Linked DNA regions of Homo sapiens: region 2 is linked to region 1. Evidence: read pairs that join two places in POLR2A ChIA-PET (ENCODE). Cell type or tissue: PC-9. All regions are shown on one strand. Links, peaks and the distances in the headings refer to the core of each region. The heading gives the core; the rest is flanking DNA.

Evidence for each region. Peaks named below come from ENCODE experiments on the same cell type or tissue, not always from the same donor. Only the 100,000 strongest peaks of a DNase experiment are listed, where the experiment ranks them.
Region 2: POLR2A ChIA-PET joins it to region 1 with 7 read pairs; 8 of 35 experiments call an interaction of 5 or more read pairs at or near these places.

What each region holds. Positions count from the first base shown.
Region 1 is chr9:112,194,454-112,200,142 of GRCh38, forward strand. No RefSeq gene overlaps it. Among named protein-coding and RNA genes, the nearest start is that of SUSD1, 22 kb to the left of the region's middle. In PC-9, for the core only: no CTCF peak of the experiment used is centred there; no DNase peak of the experiment used is centred there.
Region 2 is chr9:112,339,407-112,345,095 of GRCh38, forward strand. It overlaps a transcript of PTBP3 not described here. Among named protein-coding and RNA genes, the nearest start is that of PTBP3, 8.6 kb to the left of the region's middle. In PC-9, for the core only: no CTCF peak of the experiment used is centred there; a DNase peak (open chromatin) is centred at 2,435; H3K27ac peaks cover 2,137 bases.

The DNA of each region.
Region 1 (5,689 bases), core at 323-5,322:
CTGTAGTCCCAGCTACTCGGGAGGCTGAGGCAAGAGAATCGCTTGAGCCCAGGAGGCAGAGGTTGCAGTGAGCTGAGACTGCTCCACTGCACTCCAGCTTGGGCTACAGAGTAAGATTCTGTCTCTAAATAAATAAATAAATAAAATAAAGTTTGTAAGTGGCCAAAGAAATATTCACTTGGATAAATTTAGAAACTGTTGCCCTACTTTGGGACCAGACTAACATTTTCAAACTTTTCAAAAAAGGCTAATGTGCAATTGAGCTTGTTTTGTTTGGAATACAGAGTTGAAGTTCTGAAGACATTTAATCTGAAACACGAAGGCTCAAATACCAACTGTGTTGTTCCTTTCAACATTTATTACAAAAATCTATTTCTAGAGTCTTCAGGTTGATATTAAAATGTCTTTTCTTCACAGTTTACTGGGAGCAGAAAAAAAAAAGTCTTTTCATTTTCTCATCTTGATGACTCTCTAAAAGACAGGATTTTGAGATTGGTTACCAAGAAAAACAAACTCCAACCTCCTCCAGCCCAGCTGCAGGATAAATTCAAGCTATCAGTTTTCCTTGTGTCAGAGGTGGACCCAAATTTTCTCTGTGAAACTCCAAGGGGAAACTCTTTCCTCCTGACATTTTGTCCTCTTTGCCAGAAAAAGCCTCAAGAAGGGTTTAAGTAACACAGCTTTGAGTCAGTTGCGTAAGAAAACATTTAGAAAAGCACTTTCAGAAATTCAGAGATAAAGTAGTTCCCTGTTTACCAAAAAGAAGAGAACCAACTTCATACGCCATTTTATCAGTTCCATCAATGTCCATGTGCTAAGCTGATCTGTCTGTACTTCCGGCTATGTCAACCAAGCAGTGGAGGGCTTGACTTTGAAAAAGCTGTGTCTGGCTGGGTACAGGCTCATGCCTGTAATCCCAGCACTTTGGAAGACCAAGGTGTCTGGATCGCTTGAGCCAAGGAGTTTGAGACCAGCCTGGGAAACTGGAGAAAACTTGTCTATACAAAAATTAGCCAGATGTGGTAGTGAGAGCCTGTAGTCCCTGCTACTTGGGAGGCTGAGGTGGGAGGATTGCTTGAGCCTGGAGGCAGAGGTTGCAGTGAGCCAAGATCATGCCACTGCACTCCAGCCTGGGCAACAGAGCAAGAAGACTCTGTCTCAAAAAAAAAAAAAAAATGTAATCCCAGCACTTTGAGAGGCTAAGAGGGGCGGATCACTTGAGGTCAGGAGTTCAAGACCAGCTTGGCCAACATGGTAAAACCCCATCTCTACTAAAAATACAAAAATTAGCTGGGTGTGGTGGCACATGCCTGTAGTCCCAGCTACTCGGGAGGCTGAAGCAGGAGAATCATTTGAACCTGGGAGGTGGAGGTTTCAGCGAGCTGAGATTGTGCCACTGCACTCCAGCCTGGGCGACAGAGCAAGACTCTGTCTCAAGGAAAAAAAAAAGAAAGAAAGAAAAGAAAAGAAAGTAAAAAGAAAAAGAGGAAAAGCTGTGCCTTCCCCACAACATAAGGCTTAAAACAACCCAGTATACTCAGTGCTCACTTTGATACCACACTAGTAAGGTTAAAAAAAAATGTATTTTTTTTTAAAAACAATATATTTGTTCTCAAAAACTGTCATTGCTTTATTTGTTTTGGGCCATGATGTTTACATTATTTTGAACCTCCTAATGATCTTAAAGGGAAGTAGTGGATTTATGTTTATCAAAGGAAAATAAAAAAGAGATGAGAAAAAACTGCTCTAAATGGAAAAAATAGTATTGAGAATGAAAATGCTGGCAGAGGGATAAGGAATGGCTGTCTGCGGAGGGTCACTCATGCTGGGGTTTAATTTAAATTCTTGTCTGACGTTGGAGGGCATATATGGCCCCTTGAGGACGGTGACTTGCAGATGTGCAACACTCTAGGCTTTGTAGATCCCAGGCTTTGGTTCTGAGATGGACATGCAGATTTTCGCTCCTCCACCTGACTTTTTGATAATTCAGATTCCTTCCCACGCCTTAGAGACCCTCTGCAGCTTGCCCCGATGTGAGTGGGGCAGGGCATGCCACGCAGCTCCCTCCAGCTTTATACTCATTTCCATCACTGTCTGGCCATTTGGTCCAAACTACTGTTTTGACCTGCTTGACACCTCTCTAAGCTGATGGCATCTTTGAGCTCATACGCCCAGTTGAAGATATCTTTGACTTCTTCTAAACACCTAGCTGAGGTCTAGGCGTGGTGGCTCACGCCTGTAATCCCAGCATTTTGAGAGACCGAGGTGGGAGGATCAGTTCAGCCCAGGAGTTTGAGACCAACCTGGGCAACATGGTGAAACCTGCTGTCTACAAAAAATACAAAAATTAGCCGGGCGTGGTGGTGTATACTTGTAGTCCCAGCTACCCAGAAGGCTGAGGTGGGAGGATCACTTGAGCCCAGGAAGTCGAGGCTGCAGTGAGCCATGTTCACACCACTGCATTCTAGTCTAGGTGACAGAGTGAGATCCTATCTAAAAAAAAAAAAAACCTAGCTGAGACAATTATCTTTTGGGGCAGGACCAAAGGAACATGGCATCCTTTCTCCCCACTGCATTCGCTGCCTTCATCTCTGTATCAAGGGCTACGTCCTTGGGAATTCCAGAGAAAAGGAAATGTCTACCCTCAAGGAAAATTTCGAGCTTCTGGGTCTTCTTATGGAGAATGAAGGTCAAACATAAAATTTGAGGACCCAGACTGTTAGATAACAGTTCAATAATGGATAACTTTTGGATAACATTTATTGTGTGCCAGGCACCATTCTAAGAGCTTCATATAGAGCAACTCATTTATTCCTCACGACAACTTCATAAGAAACATTTTATTAGATCTCCGTTTTATAAAGAAGTAACCAAGGCACCAAGTGTTATGGACTGAATTGTGTCCCTTGAAACTTCCTATATTGAAGCCCTCACCCACAACGTGACTGCATTTGGAGACAGGCCCTTTAAAGAAGAAACTAAGGTAAAATGAGGTCATAAGAGTGGGTTCTGGCCAGGTGCGGTGGCTCACGCTTATAATCTCAGCACTTTGGGAAGCAGAAGTGGGTGGATCACCTGAGGTCAGGTGTTCGAGACCAGCCTGGCTAATGCAGTGAAACTCCATCTCTACTGAAAATATAAAAAAAAATTAGCCGGGCGTGGTGGTGGGTGCCTGTAATCCCAGCTACTTGGGAGGCTGAGGCAGGAGAATCGCTTGAACCCAGCAGGTGGAGGTTGCAGTGAGCCGAGATTGCACCACTGCACTCTAGCCTGGGCGACAGAGCCAGAATCTGTCTCCAAAAAAAAAATAAAAAAGAGAGAGAGGTCTTAATCTAATAGGACTGACGTTCTTATAAAAAGAGGGAGAGACACCAGGTATGCACATACACAGAGAGAAAAGCCCATGTGAGACCACAGCAAGAAGACAGCCATCTGCATGCCAAGTAGAGGGCTCAGAAGACACCACCCCTGCCAACACCTTGACCTGGGACTTTCAGCCTCCAGAAGTATGAGATAGTGTCTGTTGTTTAAGCCACCCAGTCTGTGGTACTTTGTTATGGCAGCCCCAGCAAATTAATACACCAAGAAGCCAAGAAATAGGCCCAGGATCACATAGCTCTTTTTTTTTTTTTTTTTTTTTTGAGGCGGAGTCTCACTCTGTCACTCAGGCTGGAGTGCAATGGCATGATCTCGGCTCACTGCAACCTCTGCCTCCTGGGTTAAAGTGATTCTCCTGCCTCAGCCTCCTGAGTAGCTGGGACTACAGGTGAGCACCACCATGCCCAGCTAATTTTTGTATTTTTAGTAGAGACAGGGTTTCACCATGTTGGCCAGGATGGTCTCGATCTCTTGACCTCGTGATCCACCCACTTCAGCCTCCCAAAGTGCTGGGATTACAGGCATGAGCCACTGCACCTGGCCTAGGATCACACAGTTCTTAAGTGGTAGAGCTAGGATTTGAACCCAGGCAGTCTGGCTTCAGAAATCATGCTCTTGACCACTGCACTTTTCTGTCTTCCTCCAGTGGTTTAAAGCAGCACTTTCCAATAGACATATAAGGTCAGGCACAAATTTGAGAGTCATATAGACTTTTAAATTTTCTAGCAGCCACCTTTTTTAAAACAGGTGGAATTATTTTTAATAATACATTTTACTTAACCCAATATACTAAAGCATTGTCATTCCAGTGTGTAATCAATAGGAAAGGTTATTACCGATATATTTCACATTCTTTCTTTCGTACTAAGTCTTGGAACTCAGTGTTTATTTTACACTTACAGCACATCCGAATTTGGAGCAGCCACATTTCAAGTGCTCAGTAAGCCGTGTTAGACAAACCTATTAGACAGCACAGGTTAAAGCTCTTTTATGGCTCTCTACTGTGTACAAGATAGAGACTTGACACTTCCTGAACTGCCTGCCCTTTAAGGCCTGCCCTGATGTGGCTCCACCCCTGTTTTGGGCTTCATCTCATGTCATTCCTAGCATCACACTTTATGCTCCTTCAACTGGCAATACTTCAATGTGAGTCCTCTGCTCACACCACACTGTTTTTTTTTGTTTTGTTTTTTTTTTTTTAGACTGAGTCTTGCCCTATCATCCAGGCTGGAGTGCAGTGGTGGGATCTTGGCTTACTGCAACTTCTGCCTCCTGGGTTCAAGCGATTCTCCTGTCTCAGCCTCCCGAGTAGCTGGGATTACAGGAATGTGCCACCATGCCCGGCTAATTTTTGTATTTTTAGTAGAGACGGGGTTTCACCATGTTGCCCAGGCTGGTGTCGAACTCCTGACCTCAAGTGATCTGCCCACCTTGGCCTCCAAAGTGCTGGGATTATAGGCATGAGCCACTGTGCCTGGCCACCACGCTGCTTTTCATCTTGGCATTTTTGCTCATGATTTTCCCATTGTCTGAATGTCCTCCCTCTCATTCATCCAGCCTACTCCTACTTATTCTATGACACCCACTCAGGTTTCCCCTCCTCCAGGAAGCCTTCCTGATACCCCACACTGAAGTGGATACCCCTCCTATATATGCCCGTAACGCTTCATCCTAATCCACCCTGACATGGAGCTCATTTTATTATAACTATTTGTATATGTGTCCCTCCCTGATTAGACTGTGCACTCAAGAGCAGAGGATGTGCTTTGTTAATCTGTGCCCAGCACAGAATCTAACACATAACAGGCACCAGTAAATGTGTGTGCAATTAAACTGAACTCAACATACATGCTTTGGTATCCAGGATTGCTCGTCCAGGTAAAGCAGGTTCCTGAAATCGTGAGGACACTAGGCACAGGCCTCATGGAGGGGAAACATGGGTGCTACCAAGAAGTGAATTGTTTTGGTGTGTGTGTATATAGTGCCTGTATTGTCTCTATTAGACTCTTAAAATAAAAATACAATCTAAGTAAAAGCAATGAATGTTCTATGCAAAACCAGCATCAAAAGCTGTCTCTCCAAACCAGCGACACAACCTGTTGATAAGATAAGCTGAGTGTACTGCCCACTACAAATAGTTATAATAAAATGAGCTCCATGTTAGGATGGATTAGGATGAAGCTTTATGGGCATATGTGGGAGGCTTATCCACTTCAATGTGGGGTATCGAGAAGGCTTCCTAGAGGAGAGGAGACCTGAGCAGGTGTCATAGAATGAGTAGGAGGCAGTTGGATGAATGAGAAGAAGGACA
Region 2 (5,689 bases), core at 349-5,348, 140 kb after region 1:
TTTGTCCTTAAAACTGTTGTCCCCCACTCTCTATCCTGAGGATGAATTTCTTAACCTAGAAGTCTCCCAGACCCCACTTAGAAGTAAATCTCTTGGATTGTTGTTATTTTTTTTCTTTACCTTTATTTACTTGCCATTTTTATTTTTTTTCTTTTCACTCTTTTTTTTTTTTCTTTTGAGACAGTCTCACTCTGTCACCCAGGTTGCTGTGCAGTGGAATGATCTCGGCTCACTGCAACCTCTACCTCCCAGGTTCAAGCGATTCTCCTGCCTCAGCCTCCCAAGTAGCTGGGATTACAGGTACACCCCACCACACCCAGCTAATTTTTGTATTTTTGGTAGAAATGGGATTTTGCCATGTTGGCCAGGCTGGTTTCCAACTCCTAACTTATCAGGTGATCTGCCCGCCTCAGCCTCCCAAAGTGCTGGGATTACAGGTGTCAGACACCATGCCCTGCCTGCCCAGCCCAATTTTTAAATGATATAAATTTCTATCAGGATTATAACCATGACACTAAATGTTATAAAAATTCATATTTATTTAAACATGTTTATTTTTTATTTATTTATTTTCTTGAGACAGGGTATCGCTCTGTCACCCAGGCTGGAGTGTAGTGGTGCAATCGTGGCTCACTGCAGCCTCAACCTTCCAGGCTCAGGTGATCCTCCCACCTAAGCCTCCTGAGTAGCGGAAACTGTAGGCATGTTCCACCACCACACCTGGCTAATTTTTGCTGGTGTGTTCTTAGCAACCAGAACAATGCCTACTACATAATAGGCAGCCAATATTTTATTAATTGAACATGTGAAACAGCTTGTGCCTTGCAAAGACAATCTTCCTTTTGTTTCTGAAACTGTTTATTGTATTAATACTAAATTTGTATTTCTGGTAAACTTGCCCTATATTCTTCCTCAGCATTACCAATTCGTTATTTATTAGATCTTCATTCTATTACATATTTTTCTTTAATGTCTTGTGTTTGTTTTTTCTTAATATTTTATATGATTTTCTCAAGTCTATTCTCTCCAATCATAGTTCAGATTTCTGCAGTATTAGTTTGATTCCCTGCTATTTTAACGTGTTTTTAAATAACATAATAATTTTGTTTTCTCCTCTTCTCTTTCATTTGTTCTGCCAGCTTTTTTAAAATGTCATGTTATTGTCTTATCTATGTTTTAAAATCTCTTGTTTAGGGCCGGGTGCAGTGGCTCACGCCTGTAATCCCAGCACTTTGGGAGGCTGAGGCGGGTGGATCACCTGAGGTCAGGAGTTTGAGACCAGCCTCAACATGGAGAAACCCCGTCTCTACTAAAAGCACAAAATTAGCCGGGCGTAGTGGTGCACGCCTGTAATCTCAGCTACTCAGGAGGCTGAGGCAGAATTGTTTGAACCCGGGAGGCGGAGGTTGCGGTGAGCCGAGATCGCGCCATTGCACTCCCGCTTGGGCAACAAGAGCGAAACTCTGTCTCAAAAAAAAAAAATAAATAAAATAAAATAAAATCTCTTGTTTCATGGACTCCATATTTAATTATCCAAAGAGGATAAAGAAGTATTTTGTCTAATGTTTTCTTCTTATCCGTTTTTGTTCCTCTTTAAAAGTGTAATTTTCATGTTTTTACATATTATATTCTTCTACTTCATTTGGGTGTTTTTGTTTTGGTTTGGATTTCTTGTGGGGTTTTTTGTTTTTGTTTTTGTTTTTGGCAAGATCTCTGCTAGAATTTGTTTTGTTTTGTTTGTTGAGTCAGGGTCTGTCTCAAGTCGCCCAGACTAGAGTGCAGTGGTGTGAGCTCGGCCCACTGCAACCTCCACCTCCTGGGTTCAAGTGATTCTCCTGCCTCAGCCTCCCGAGTAGCTGGGATTACAGGTGCACACCACCATGCCTGGCTAATTTTTGTATTTTTAGTAGAGATGGTGTTTCACCATGTTGGCCAGGCTAGTCTCGAACTCCTGACTTCCAGTGATCCGCCTGCCTCGGCCTCTTGAAGTGCTGGGATTACAGGCATGAGCCACCATGCCTGGCCTCTGGTAGAATTTTATTCCCTTGTTTGTATCCGGCAAGAAAAGTGTTTTTGTTTTTCGTTGGGTGTGTGTGTGTGTGTTGTTGTTGTTTTTGTTTTTGTTTTGAATGATGGCAGTACTACTTTGATCTGCAGCTTACTAAAGAATAGTGTGAGTTGAGGGCTCACAAATCTCATCTCAGCTTTTCTGTGCGTTATTGATTTTTTTTGTTTTTGTTTTTAAGTCACTTGTAGGTCTAGATATCAATGGTTTATATTCTTGTTTCATCTTTCAATTACTTGGTGGGGATGGTGAAGTGGGAAGTGACTGTGAAGTGACTCCAATAAGTAGATAGCCATCAAGTAAGGTGTGCTTTCTCTCAGAAACTTCACAAAATTCTTTACATAGTTCTGCTAAATATCCACATTTGGTTTGGTTTGTTTTCCCTGAATTCCTTTAGAATGACTAGGTCCCTGTGATGGCTAATTTTAGGTGTCAACTTGCCTGCTTTAAGAGACAACAAGATAGCTGGTAAGGCATTATTTCTGGGTGTGCTGTGAGGGTGTTTCTGGAAGAGATTGGCATTTGCATCAGTGGACTGAATGAGGAAGATCTGCCCTCACCCAATGTGGGCAGGCATCATCCAATTGGCTGAGGGCCTGGATAGAAAAAAAAGGCAGAGGAAAGGCAAGTTTTCTCTCTTCTGGAGCTGGGACACTGTTCTTTTCCTGCCCTTAGACATAAGAACTCCAAGTTCTCCAGCCTTTGGACTCCAGGACTTGCACCAGCAGCCTTCTAGTTTCTCAGGCCTTTGGATTTGGACTTAGACAGAGCCGCATTACTGGCTTCTTGGGTTCTCCAGCTTGCCGATGGCCTATCATGGAACTTGGCCTCCATAAGTCTCCTCTCATATGTCTCTGCGTGTGTGTGTATCCCATTGGTTCTGTCTCTCTAGAGAACACTGACTAATACAGTCGTCTTCACAGAAGCCTGAATATACTCTATAACATATAATATAAGAGGTTAGACTGGACACAGTGGCTCACGCCTGTAATCCCAACACTTTGGGAGGCCGAAGTGGGCGGATCACTTGAGGTCAGGAGTTCGAGACCAGCCTGGCCAACATGGTGAAACCCATCTCTGCTAAATATACAAAAAGTAGTCGAGCATGGTGGCACACACCTGTAATCTCAGCTACTCAGGAGGCAGAGGCAGAAGAATCACTTGAACCCAGGAGGCAGAGGTTGCAGTGAGCCGAGATTGCACCATTGCACTCCTGCCTGGGCGACAGAGCGAGACTCCGTCTCAAGAAAGAAAAACAAAGAAGAAGAAGAAGAAGAAGAAAGAGAGATTAAAAATAAACGTGTAGGCATGGGCTGATATATATACTTTTGTTTACAAGTTCTACCTATTGAGAGGATCAAGGACCAAACAATGACATCACAGTAACTTTTTTTGTGGGGGCGGGGGTGGGCAGTCTCACTATGTTGCCCAGACTGAACTCAAACTCCCATGCTCAAGTAATTCTCCCACTTCAGTCTCCTGAGTAGCTGGGACTACAGGTGTGCACCACCATGCCCAGCATTGCCCATATCTTAGTTTCTAGACACCATTGGCTGATAAAAAAGGAACCAAGACTCCTCAGAGAAGTTGTTGGTTCCAGGGCTGGATCGGGGAAAATGCAGGATGAGCCTAGAGTATCTTGAGGCTCATTTTGAGGACAGAAAGTAAAAAAGTTACTTGCACGCAAAATGTTAACATTAGGGGAATCTGGACAGTGGTTATTCAGATACACTCTGAACAATTTTTTTTTTTTTGAGACTGAGTTTCGCTCTCGTCACCCAGGCTGGAGTGCAATGGTGTGATCTCAGCTCACTGCAGCCTCTGCCTCCCGGGTTCAAGTGATTCTCCTGCCTCAGCCTCCCCAGTAGCTGGGATTACAGGTGCCTGCCACCACACCCGGCTAATTTTTGTATTTTTAGTTCAAAGTGCTTTTTACCAGTTTTCACTACCACTACAAGCGTTAGCTCATATCCTCAACTGGTATTATCCAACTTTAAAAATTTTGTCAAGCAGTCAGTTTAAAATATCTTACATGCAGCTGGGCGTGGTGGCTCTCACCTGTAATCCCAGCATTTTGGGAGGCCGAGGTGGGCAGATCACCTGAGGCCAGGAGTTTGAGAACAGCCTGGCCAACATGGTGAAACCCCGTCTCTACTAAAAATACAAAAAATTAGCTGGGTGTGGTGGTGGCGCCTGTAATCCCAGCTACTTGGGAGGCTGAGGCAGGGAAAATCGCTTGAACCCAGGAGGCGGAGTTTGCAGTGAGCTGAGACCAGGCCATTGCACCCCAGCCTGGGCAACAGAGCAAGACTCTATCTCAAAAAAAAAAAAAAAGAAAAAATCTTACATGCCCTCATTTTTCATTTCATTTCATTAATGCAATTGAATTTCATTTCACATGTTATTGGCCATTCATTGATAAATCTCCTTCAGTAAAGTACCTGTTCATATATTTTACCCATTTTTTTTCATATTTGACTATACATTCTTTACTTATTGGTTTGCAGGAGCTACACACACACATTTTTTTTTCTGACAATATTTGCAGACAGTTCTTCATCCAGTATGTTGCTTCTCTTTTGCTTTTCTTTATGGTGTCTTCTGATAAACAAAAACTTTTCATTTTAATTTTAAAAGGTAAAATTTATCAATCTTTTTTTATTTATGTTTTGGGCCTTTTGTTTAAGCTTCTATTAAGTATTATACCTTAGTTCTTGTGCAGTAAGACAAGAAACAGAAATAAAATATATATGCTACAGTTTAAATAGTATTTGTCCTCTCTGAAACTCATGTTGAAATTTGATTATCATTGTGGCAGTGTTGGGAGATGGGGACCGTTAGGGGGTGATTAGGTCATTAGGGGGAATTAATGCCATTCTTGTTGTAGCCAATTAATACTCAAGAATCCATTAGTTATCACAAGAACAGGTTGTTATAAAGCAAATTGGGCTTCTTTGGCTCTCTTTTGCTTCCTCTCTTGCCACATAATTCCTTCCCTTTTCTGCCATGCTATAAAGGAGCACAAGGCCCCCACCAGATGCAGCTGTCCAGTCTTTGACTTCCCAGCCTCCAGAACTGCAAGCTAAATAAATCTCTTTTCTTTATAAATTATCCAGTCTCAGGTATTCAGTTATAGCAACAGAAAACCTGCTAAAACAATATGAATATTGGAAAGGAAAAATAAGTTGCCATTATTTGCAGCTGATATGATTATCTATGTAGAAAATTCAAAAGTATATCAAAAGTTTTAAAATTAATGCAAAAGAAAAAAATTAATGAGAGAGTTTAATAAGAAGTCTGGGTATAAGATTAACATATGAAAATTAGTTGCATTTCTATATACCACAAAAACAATTAGATAATATTATTTAAAAATGGCTAGCCAGGCACGGTGGCTCACACCTGTAATTCCACACTTTGGGAGGCCGAGGCGGGTGGATCACCTGAGGTCGGGAGTTCGAGACCAGCATGACCAACATGGAGAAACCCCCATCTCTACTAAAAATACAAAATTAGCCGGGTGTGGTGTCACATACCTGTAGTCCCAGCTACTCGGGAGGCTGAGGCAGGAGAATTGCTTAAACTGGGAAGGCGGAGGTTGCGGTGAGCCGAGATGACACCATT